2 separate regions of the Mus musculus genome follow, and region 2 is linked to region 1. Evidence: chromatin loops called from intact Hi-C (ENCODE). Cell type or tissue: left cerebral cortex. All regions are shown on one strand.

Evidence for each region. Peaks named below come from ENCODE experiments on the same cell type or tissue, not always from the same donor. Only the 100,000 strongest peaks of a DNase experiment are listed, where the experiment ranks them.
Region 2: a loop joins it to region 1, with 2.7 times the contacts of the local background. A loop is called at or near these places in 5 of 42 quality-filtered maps.

What each region holds. Positions count from the first base shown.
Region 1 is chr7:108,951,734-108,956,733 of GRCm38, forward strand. It overlaps Gm39067 (a long non-coding RNA gene), which reads right to left and starts at 2,979. Exons shown (of 2, transcript XR_869864.3): 1 at 2,757-2,979; 2 at 2,426-2,602. In left cerebral cortex, a CTCF peak has its summit at 2,648 (motif pointing right); a DNase peak (open chromatin) is centred at 2,681; H3K4me3 peaks cover 372 bases.
Region 2 is chr7:109,437,029-109,442,028 of GRCm38, forward strand. It overlaps Stk33 (serine/threonine kinase 33), which reads right to left and starts at 2,025. Exons shown (of 14, transcript NM_054103.1): 1 at 1,889-2,025. It overlaps 1700095J03Rik (RIKEN cDNA 1700095J03 gene), which reads left to right and starts at 1,590. Exons shown (of 2, transcript NR_152110.1): 1 at 1,590-3,154. In left cerebral cortex, no CTCF peak of the experiment used is centred here; DNase peaks (open chromatin) are centred at 1,897, 2,238, 2,456 and 2,939; H3K4me3 peaks cover 947 bases.

The sequences.
Region 1 (5,000 bases):
TCCCCCGGGAAACCCTTGCTGTGTCTTTGACAGTGCTTGTTTTTCTAAAATTCAGAGGAACCGTTCTCGCCTTCCCAAGGCTAATTCCCAGAGGAACTCTCTCTCTCCTAGGGTCTTCCCTGTGGTGATCCCCTTTGTCTCCCCTTAGCTGGCAGAACTACAGGTTTGTCAACTTTCTCTCCTGGTGGTAGCACCTGATGCATCTCTTTCTTTGCATCCTAGGCCTCCGCTGGTCCAGGACACTTTTAATTCTCTGTCCTCAGCACAGCCCTATTAACCTGCTGACCCCCACCTCTCACTTCAGTGAAACTGCTCTTCTGAACGGCAGTGTTCTGTCTAGAAAAAACTAGAGCCCTGGGGGTAAGGACTTAAAGATCATAGAACCATCCCCCAAATGGCTCCACTGTCTACAGTTGGGTAGAGACAGATAGTAGCATATGCCAAATGCCTAATGAAAATATAGAAGAGTTTAAAGCTATGCTAACCTTTAGTAGTAACTAAAGGTGGGGTTTTGCTCCTATACAAACAAATCAGAGATTCTGGAGTTAGACAACCAGGATTCAAATCATGGCTCCAGCTAACTAACTTCAAAGAACTTCCCTGGGGCACAGTAGTCACTGCTGTTGCTCTTTTATTAGTTAGCACATAACTGTCCTCGGAAACCCTGATTTTTCACTAGCTGCGTAGGAGATTGTTATTCTCCTTTTTAGGCCATGAAATGAAAACATTTCTGGGGTCCTGTCTCCAAACGTCGTCTTTTCTTGTCACCCAGATATCCTCAATATCTTGGGAGTTTTGTAAAGAAAATAGAATCCCCAGCCAATGTCTGAATTACCTAGATAAGGCTATTAGGACGCTGGACTTTGTTTGTGTAAAAGTTCCCAGGTGTAAAACCACTGGTTGGGCTGTTCTCTGGAGCCCCTGGTCTATAGCAACCACCTCTGTTTGGCTTTCAAAACATAAATATTAAATGCAAAAAGATCACGCAACCTCACATTGCTGTTAAAATATTAAACAACATGTGTACAAAGCATACAGATATTAAAAATTAAACTCTGGGCTAAGGAGGTAGCTCAGTTGTTAGAGTATTTACCAGTCTTGCTGGAGGTCCTGGTTCAATCCCAGCACTACATAAAACAAGCATGGGAGTACACACATGTAGTCCCAGCACTCGGGAGGTAGAGGCAGGAAGATAAAGAGTTCGTGAGCATATAGAATGAGTTTTGGGCTAGTCTGTGCTGCATATAGCCCTCAGAAAAGGGGAAGTGGGAGTTCTATAATTCAGCTGACTTACTCTGACCTCCATGCGTAAACTGTTCTTCGTGGACAGTTCTTGAGCTCTGGCTTGGGCTCAGTTTTTCCAGGCCAGGCTTGCGACTCAACTGGTACCAAGGCTGGGAAAGCCAGAGCAGCTGTGTGTCTCTCTCCACGTGTTTTCTTAGGCTTGTTCATGTTGTGGCACAAGGTTTCTCAGGTGGGATACCTACATTGTGTGTGGATCTCTTTTACTTCTCCGTGGCTAGCTTCACTTCTGGTGGCCATGACAGCTCTTGACACTTTCATCATACTCAAGACCTTCGCACTCATTTGTTTGTGGTACAGCAGTAACTAGGGATTGAACCCAGGGCCCTATGTGTACTGGGCAGGTGCTGTACCACTGAGGTATGAATACCTCCAGGCCTCCTTTTAAGTTTACTCTGAGTCAGGGTCTCACAGGGCTGCCCTTGAACTCTTCACTGTGCAGGCCTCACATTTTTTCAGCTCCCCTGTCTTAGCCTCCTGAGAAGCTATGATTGCCGTCCTGTGTCACCTGACCAGACTGGGAGCCCTAGTCTCAGATGCTAAGCAAGTGGCCTTGTCTCTTCTGGCTCCTTAGAAAGACTGATCATGCCACGAATGACCTCCTGTTATTTTCTAATTTCATGTAATTTCCAATCCCTAAAGTCACTCCATTTGGGGGACTTTCGTTGTTGTTGCTTCCTTTTTATTTTTACTGTTATAAATAATTCTATAGTAAACATCCATGTTTGTATAGAACTTTCCTTCATGTCTCATGTCTGAGTATTTGATTACCACAGACACCTGGAAGCAGGGTTGCTAGCTTTAGACTCTGGCTATTGAATTGTCTTCTGTTCTCACAGATCACTTTGAATGCCTTCTTTGACAGTAAGCTGTTCACTGGTTTAGCCTTTTAGACTCTGAGTCAAAGTGAAATAACTCTATAGAACTTTTGGCATGATCTGGCTAAAAAGCCCAGCTCCACCAATTACTAGTTATGTGACAGGGGGTGTGGCCCCCAGTTACAAAATAGATAACAGTATCAGTCTTTTAAAGTAATCCACTCATTAAATATTTTTTTAGCACTAATGCCAGGCAGTGTTCTAGAAACTGGGAATGACACAGCCGACAAAACAGGGCCCCAGTCTCATAGTGCTTGCTGACTAGTGGGACTGAGATAGATGTGGGCAAATACCAAGCAACTTGTATAAGTGCAGAGAAGAAAAATATGAACAGGGGCTGATTGTGCAGGCAGGTGGAAAAGGGAAGTGTTCCACCGTGCAGTGTGAGGCAGCTTCCTGGCAAGGTGATACTTCAATCGGTCCTGTGGGGAAGAGCAAGAGAATGAATCCTTTGGTGAATGGGGAAGAGTGTCCCCTAGGGGGCAGCACTGAGAGGTTGTAAGGTCAGATTGTGGCTAGAGTGTTGCTGAGCAAGCAGGTAGTCCTTACTCATCGTTCTTCCCCCAAATTCTGTACCTCATGAGTCATCCTCAGAGAGCCACTGATTTGACTTGATGATATGTCCTAGAATTTTATATGTGTCATCACTCAATATATGCCGTCACAATGCCTTCTTTCACACAGAGCCATTCGGTGTTCCTCCTGGTTGCCCGAGTCAGTAGACCATATCTTTTTACTGCTGAGAAAATTTTCAATATACAGATATACTGCAGTTTATCTAGTCACCTACTGGCAGACTTGTGGGTTGCTGTTAGTTTGGGGCTATTATAAATATAGCTTTTGTGACTATCAAGCACAAGTCTATGTATGAGTGTGTGTTTTTGTTTTTCTTGGATGAACATTTAGCAGAGGAATGTCTGGATTATATGGTTATTGTACATTTTACTTTTTAAGAAACTTTTCCAAAGTGAGTGAAACATTGAATACTCTCAGGAGCAGTGGTTAGGAGTCCTAGCTCCCCCACATCCTTGAGACAAGCCAGTGCAAGGAAAAATTTTAGCTTGAAGTATTCCAATAGGTATATAGTAGTATGTTGTTGTGACTTTATTTTACATTTCCCTCGATATTAACTAACAATAATAAGACAATTTTCATGTGCTTATCTACCATCTGTACATCTTTGGGAGGAAGCATATTGTTTAAGGGTTTTCCCTAATTTCAAATCGAGTGTCACCACTTGTTAGAATTTATGAGTCCTTTTGCTACTTTGGCTGTGTTGTGTGTGTGTGTGTGTGTGTGTGTGTGTGTGTGTGTGTGTGTGTGTGTGTGTGTATTTGGAAATCACATATGTGGAGGTCAGGACAATGGGCATGAATAAGTTATCTCCTTCCACCACGTGGGTACCCAGGATCAAACTCAGGTTGTCTGGCATGGCAGCAGATTCCCTTCCCAACTAAGCCATCTTGCTGGTGTGTGTGTGTGTGTGTGTGTGTGTGTGTGTGTGTGTGTGTATGTGTATTCAGACAGGATCTCATATAACCTCAGGATCTATGTAGCAGAGACTGGCCTTCACCTCCTGACCCTCCTGCATCCACCTCTGATAAGTGTGTGCACCATGCCTGCTGGCTTGCTGTCCCTCAACGGCCTAACTAAAAGTGGAAAACAGCTAGACCCATTCCCCAGCCTAGGCTGTACCGCCCCTTCCCTGTGGACGACAGTTGAGAGGCTTACAGGCCTCCAGGGACCTAAGGCCAAGGAAATCACAGTGAAAGGTTTCCCTGTGATTTAAATAAATGAGGAAGATAAAAGTGTTCCTAGAAATGTCTCCTTCTCTGTGTTAAATTTGGTTCCATCCTACTTTCCAGTGTGCGGTGATAGTTTTTATTGGGTTGTTCTTTTTTGTTTTGTTTGTCTGAGACAGGCTATCTCTGTATAGCCCTAGCTTTACTCCTACGTAGACCAGGCTGGCCTTGAATCTTGGCAGTTATCCTGACTTCCCCTCCTGTGTGCTGGCATTATGGGTGCATGCTGTCATGCCTGGCTATATAGATATATAGGTTAATAAACAGACAGACAGACAGACAGACAGATGAAACTGGAGTGAACATTCAGTGGATAAGGCAACTGCTACTTTTCCAGAAGACCTGAGCTTGATTCACAGCACCCACTTCAGGCAGGTCACAACCACCCATGATTACAGCTACAGTGCTGACACCTTCAGTGGGTGTCCTCAGTTACCCGAATACATGTGGTATATATACAGATGCACATGCAATGCATACATATAAATAAGAAACAGTGTTTGAAAGTTTTAAAGAGATCCAAAATTAACTAATTATTTTTTTATTTTATGTGTGTGAGTATTTCCCTGCATACATGTATGTGTACCACATGTGCCTGGTGCCACCAAGAGCAGAAAAGCATGTCAGATTCCCTGGAACTGGAATTATAGGTGGTTGTTAGCTACCATATGAGAGTTGGGAATTGAACCTGGATACTGTGCAAAGCAGGCTGTGCTCCAAACTACTGAACCATCCCTCCAGCCCCCATACCACTTCCTAAAAAAAGACCTTTTCCTGAGTGCACTCTGAGCTGGTATTGAGAAATCAAGGTGAGCATGGTGGAATTAGCCAGCAGCTCAAAGACCTAGAAAGGAGGTCATTTCAGCCCTGGCACTCAGGGACAGCCTAGACAACATGGTGAGATCTAGTCTTAAAGGGGAAGCAGGGGAGCAAGAGATCAGAGGACAGTCAGTCACCAAGTCAGGTGTCCTTGTTATAAGTTATGTCTAGCCTGGCCTGCTGATCTGATTCTTTTTGC
Region 2 (5,000 bases), 490 kb after region 1:
CCCCTAGCCCCCGTGTGCCAGACACACAAATGCTACTGAAGGGAGATAACTGTGCCGGAAGGGCCAATGTTTGAGGAGGTTTGTTCCAGATAAATTAATCAAATATAGTGATCACTTTGAGGAAACATTTGGCCTTGGGATATTAAGGGTGACCAAGAATTAATTAAAGAGAACAACAATGGCAGGGACAGGAACATGTGCAAAGGTCCTGAAGTGAGACAAAAAGCCATGATGGAAAACTGAAGAAGAGTCTATGTATCCCCAAGCACAGAGGCGCATGCTTGCAATCCCAGCTACCTGAGAGACTACATCAGGAAGAAAACAAGTAGAAGCTAGCCATAAGGCCTGGCCTAAATTTATTTATTTACTTATGTATTTATTTAGAGTGCTAGGATTGAATTCAGGGCCTCCCTGTGTGCTGTGTGTGTGTGTGTGTGTGTGTGTGTGTGTGTGTGTGTGTATGTATGTATGTATGTATGTATGTATTATGTATCTATTTTGTGTACAATTTGTGGAGTCTGTTCTCTCCTTCCAACACGTGGGTCCTGGGGATCAATTTTGTGTCATCGGACTTGGTGGTAAGCACATTTATTTACCCAAGGAGCCATTTTTCTGGCTCAGCATAATCAATTTGTAAATTTTAAATATTGTTCCTGCTGTAGAGCAAGAGATAAAATAGGAATACTTTAAAATGGGACACTGACTTCAGACCAATTAGAAGGTAACTTCAAGAGACACAGTAAGAGCATGGTAGCCCAGACTAGGGTGATAGAAGAAGAAACAGAAGTGGTTAGATCTGATATTTGGTTTGAAGACAAAATGAACACAAAGTCATGGCAGTATGGACATAGGAGAAAGGGAAATGGGTACTGATGAGGGCAAGATTCCTGGCTTGAAAATGATATAGATATATGATTCATTAGGAAAAGAACACTGGTGGCTTACACAGACTAGACTTTTAGATATGTAGTATCTCGGTGTGGTGCTCACAATTTGAAGACATGACCTGGAGAACAAGGAGAGCAAGCTTAAGTTCAAAATCTGTTGCTTTGGCATTCCATTCGCAGATCCTTCCTCCTACATAGGCTGGCTTGATCTTGCTCTGATGTTGAAGGTGGGTTGTCAGACCAAAAAACAGCGGGGGGGGGGGGGGGCAAGGTTCCTCCGCTGTGGTTAGGCGTGAGGAGCACCCCGAATGTGCAATTATCCCCTACAACTAACTTAACCACTTTCTATTTGTCATTCACAGGGCAATACCACATACAGGCTCATTTCACCCGACAACGGTGTGAGAAATTCTAACGTGCGTCTAGGAAACAGAGACAGCAGGTTTAAATTCCCTGTCCTCAGAATCATCTGGAGACTGCTCTTAACATCGCCCTGCCTCCTGAGCATCCACTCTGTGCAAGGAAAAAGACTTAAGAAGCTACCACATAACGAGGTCCTAGTAGATGTCAGGCTCTTAGGAAATTAAAAAGACACCAAGCCCTTACAACTCCATGGCTTTTAAGGACGTTTTCCCACACACACACACACACACACACACTTACCCTGAGTGAGATCACATTAAACTTTCAAAAATGTTTCCTGTAGCGAACATGGGATGGGAGTGAGGAAGTGAAGATGGACCCAAGCAGCAAGGGACCACCCCAAACACCAGACCAGGGGAAAATGAGGTCCCGGGTGTTTGGGTCCCCCGAGACTCCTAAAAGGGTCCGTGATCATCCCCAGGACCCTCCTCCGCGCAGGACGCCTGGCCGACCGCTGGCTGGAGCCCTGAGGCCCGTTTGCCTGCGGTTGTCATAGCAACGGGGCTCGAAGGCTGCCTAACCCTCCCGCCCACCTTTTCCCTCAGGGTAGGGCGAGTCAGCGTTGCGAGGCCACTCACCACAACGGCCGGCGGGCTGCCCCTGACAGAGGCACACACTTGGACCCGAGTGGTCCCCCAGCCCCGAACGCCACACCTAAAGAAGCTGAACTTTTCTAAGGCCCGGGATGCCGACCCAGGAGGTGGACGGGGTCTGCACCGGGACAAAGCGCGACAGCAAACGCGAAGCCCCAGCCTTCCGCGCGCAAGTGAGGCCTGTGAGGAGAGCGGGGGCCGCACAACGGCGCCCGCGTGCCCGGGAGCCTGGTCTCCGCGGGCCGCACCCCAGACACGGAGCGGGGAAGCCTGCCTCGAGCACCGTGTCAAGTAAAACGCTTTTCAACAGCACTGTCGCTATCGTGACGGGATGTTCCGACTTATTCTCAGTCATGGCCCAGGCGGCCGGTGCTCGTGCGGCGAGGCTCGCCCGTCCAGGGGGCCTCATACGATGTGAACGTGGTCAGGGCGTCTCTGCTGAGAGCTGGGTGTGGATCCTCACAGAAAGGCTGAAGTGGCCCGTGACGAGTCAAATAACATATCTCTAGACTTGTCCCAAGCCTCTGTGGGACCATCTCCAATGTATGTCGCAAGCAATGGAGCCGTGAAAAGCTGGCTACAGCTGTATGCTAATGTTCTATTATTGATCTGAACTAGGAATGGCTTCTGTGGGCGGGTCCTCTCTCCAGCAGCTGTCGGGAAGAAATTCAACTCTACTTGGACTAGCATAATTATTCAAGGCAGATGTCTTCTAAAATTAAGGTGATTGATAGCCAGTAACAGTACAGCAAAGCAATTAATTTTATTGCTTACAGGTGTACATTTGGCAACTACTTAATCCTGTTGCTTTCATAGGAGGGAAAAAAGTGCTCAAAATGGGCACAAGTAGTTGGTAACTTCATTTTGGAAACCATTTTTCAACCACAAATACTCCCTGCCATGTACTATATTAATAGAACTTTGGGATCTTGGCCAAGCAATGTTCTGGAAAATTACAGAACTATCGTCTAACAAGAGTCTGGAAGAGATGTGAGAATTTGCACTCTGTATGTCCCCCTTGCCTGTATAGAAAGATGGCATGATTGCCCATCCAAGCCTAAGTCTGAGCATGAGTTTGAGGAGATAAACTACTATCTGCTTCACTGAACTGTGACATGCATGGATCCGCCTTTAACAAACCCCTACGAAGGCTTTTAGACTCCGGACCCTTCCAAAAAACAACTTCAAACATCTGACAAAGCCTAGTTAAGGGACAACACTGGTAGGAAGAATTGTTGGAAAGGCATGCTGGTGAGTCCTCCCCTGCAGTCTGTCAGTGATGCCCAAACTTGCTCAACACCAGACATCTACCGGGAATTTTTGTTTTACTTTATTTTGTGTTTAAGTGTAGATTCACAAATTATACACTCAGAGATTCTGATTAAATAGGTCCCAGTTTTGAACGGGTGGGTAGGTGTGTGTGTGTGTGTGTGTGTGTGTGTATGTGTTTCTAGCACTGGTTAGGAACCAGTAGGCTAGGGTTTTGTTTTGTTTTGTTTTGTTTTTTCTGAGTTGGGTCAGACCATCGAAGCACACTGTGTTTGTAGTCTGGGAAGATAGTTTCAGTTGATAAAATACTGACTTCAAGCATGAGTACCTGAGGTTGATTCCCAGAACCCAAGTTAAAAAAAATAAATTGAAAACTGGGCACAGAGGCACATGCTAATAATCCCAGCACTAAGGAGGTAGAGACAGGAGGTTTCCTGAGGCTTACTGGCCAGCTATCATAGACTAATTGGTAAGTTTCAGACCAGTGAGCAGTCAAAAACCAAAGTTGACAGTTCCTTGGAACAACACCACCTAAAGCTGACTTCTAGCCTAAACACACACACGCACACACACGCACACACGCACACACGCACACATACACACATACACACAGGTCCATTTATTTGGGTGCATATGAACATGTATCTCTGCCGTGTTTATATGGAGATCAGAGGACAACTCTTGGGGCTCAGTTCTCTCCTGCCACCTTGTGGGATTTGCAGTTCAAACAAGTTCAGGCCTGCATATGTGCAACCTCTACCCACTGAGCTGTCTCACTGATACCCTCCAAAATGTTTAAGGCTGAGTGTACCACCTTATCTTCCCCTTGGAACTCTGCCTATCGCAAGTCTTTAGCATCAGCCTTGCTCCATTTGCTTATATTAAGAAACGATATCAGTGGCTTGCAAGCACGGCTTGGTAGATAAAGACACTGAGTAGATAAAGATACCAATCCTGACAACCTGTCCCATTCCCAGAACACATGCAAAGGTAAGAGAAAGCCAACACCTGCATGTTGTCCTCTGACCTCCATACATGCACCGTGGCACAAGCACATGTGCACACATGTGCAGACACAATAATAAAAATAAATAAGTTTTAAATAAGAATGGAGCTTTTCCCCTGACAGTAAGTAAAATATTTGTGACATCTCTGCATTTGTTAGAGGGTTTGTTTTGTTTGAGACAGAACTCACTATACAACTCTAGGCGTCCTAAAACTCGATGTGTAGACCAGGCTGGCCACAAACTCACAGAGACCCACTTGCCTGCTGGGTACTGGAATATAAGGCATGCACCACTCTGCCTAACTTTAAAGCGGTTTTAAGAATGTCCCAACCCCGTAGCAGAATCTTTCCAGCTTATCTAAGCCAGGGTTTCTCCTTTTTTTGGTTCATAAGCCACTAAAAAGAAATATGTTTTATATTGCCACCCACTGTATATGTATTTACTAACAGAAACACTTCTGAGATTTAGTTGGCCTCTAATTCCATCTGGAGAAGGTTCTAGGCTCTACAGGACCAGAGTGAGTGCTGGGGATGTAACTCAGCAAAAGAGGACCCACCTAGCATGTGTACCGCCCTGGGTTTGCCAGGACTGCAAAATAAATGAACAACTCATATGATTAGATTAGGCCCATCCAAAAATTCAGGATAGTCCCCCACTTCTATAAAGAAATAGCTGTGGGTATAGAGCCCTTGCCAACTAATATAATTACTTTATGCCCCCATAGGACAGTCCATGCAAGAAACTTTCAATTCTGTTAGGAAAAATAGTCATGCCTTATCCGTATGAAGGGAGAAAACCATGAGATCAACTTCATTTCCCTT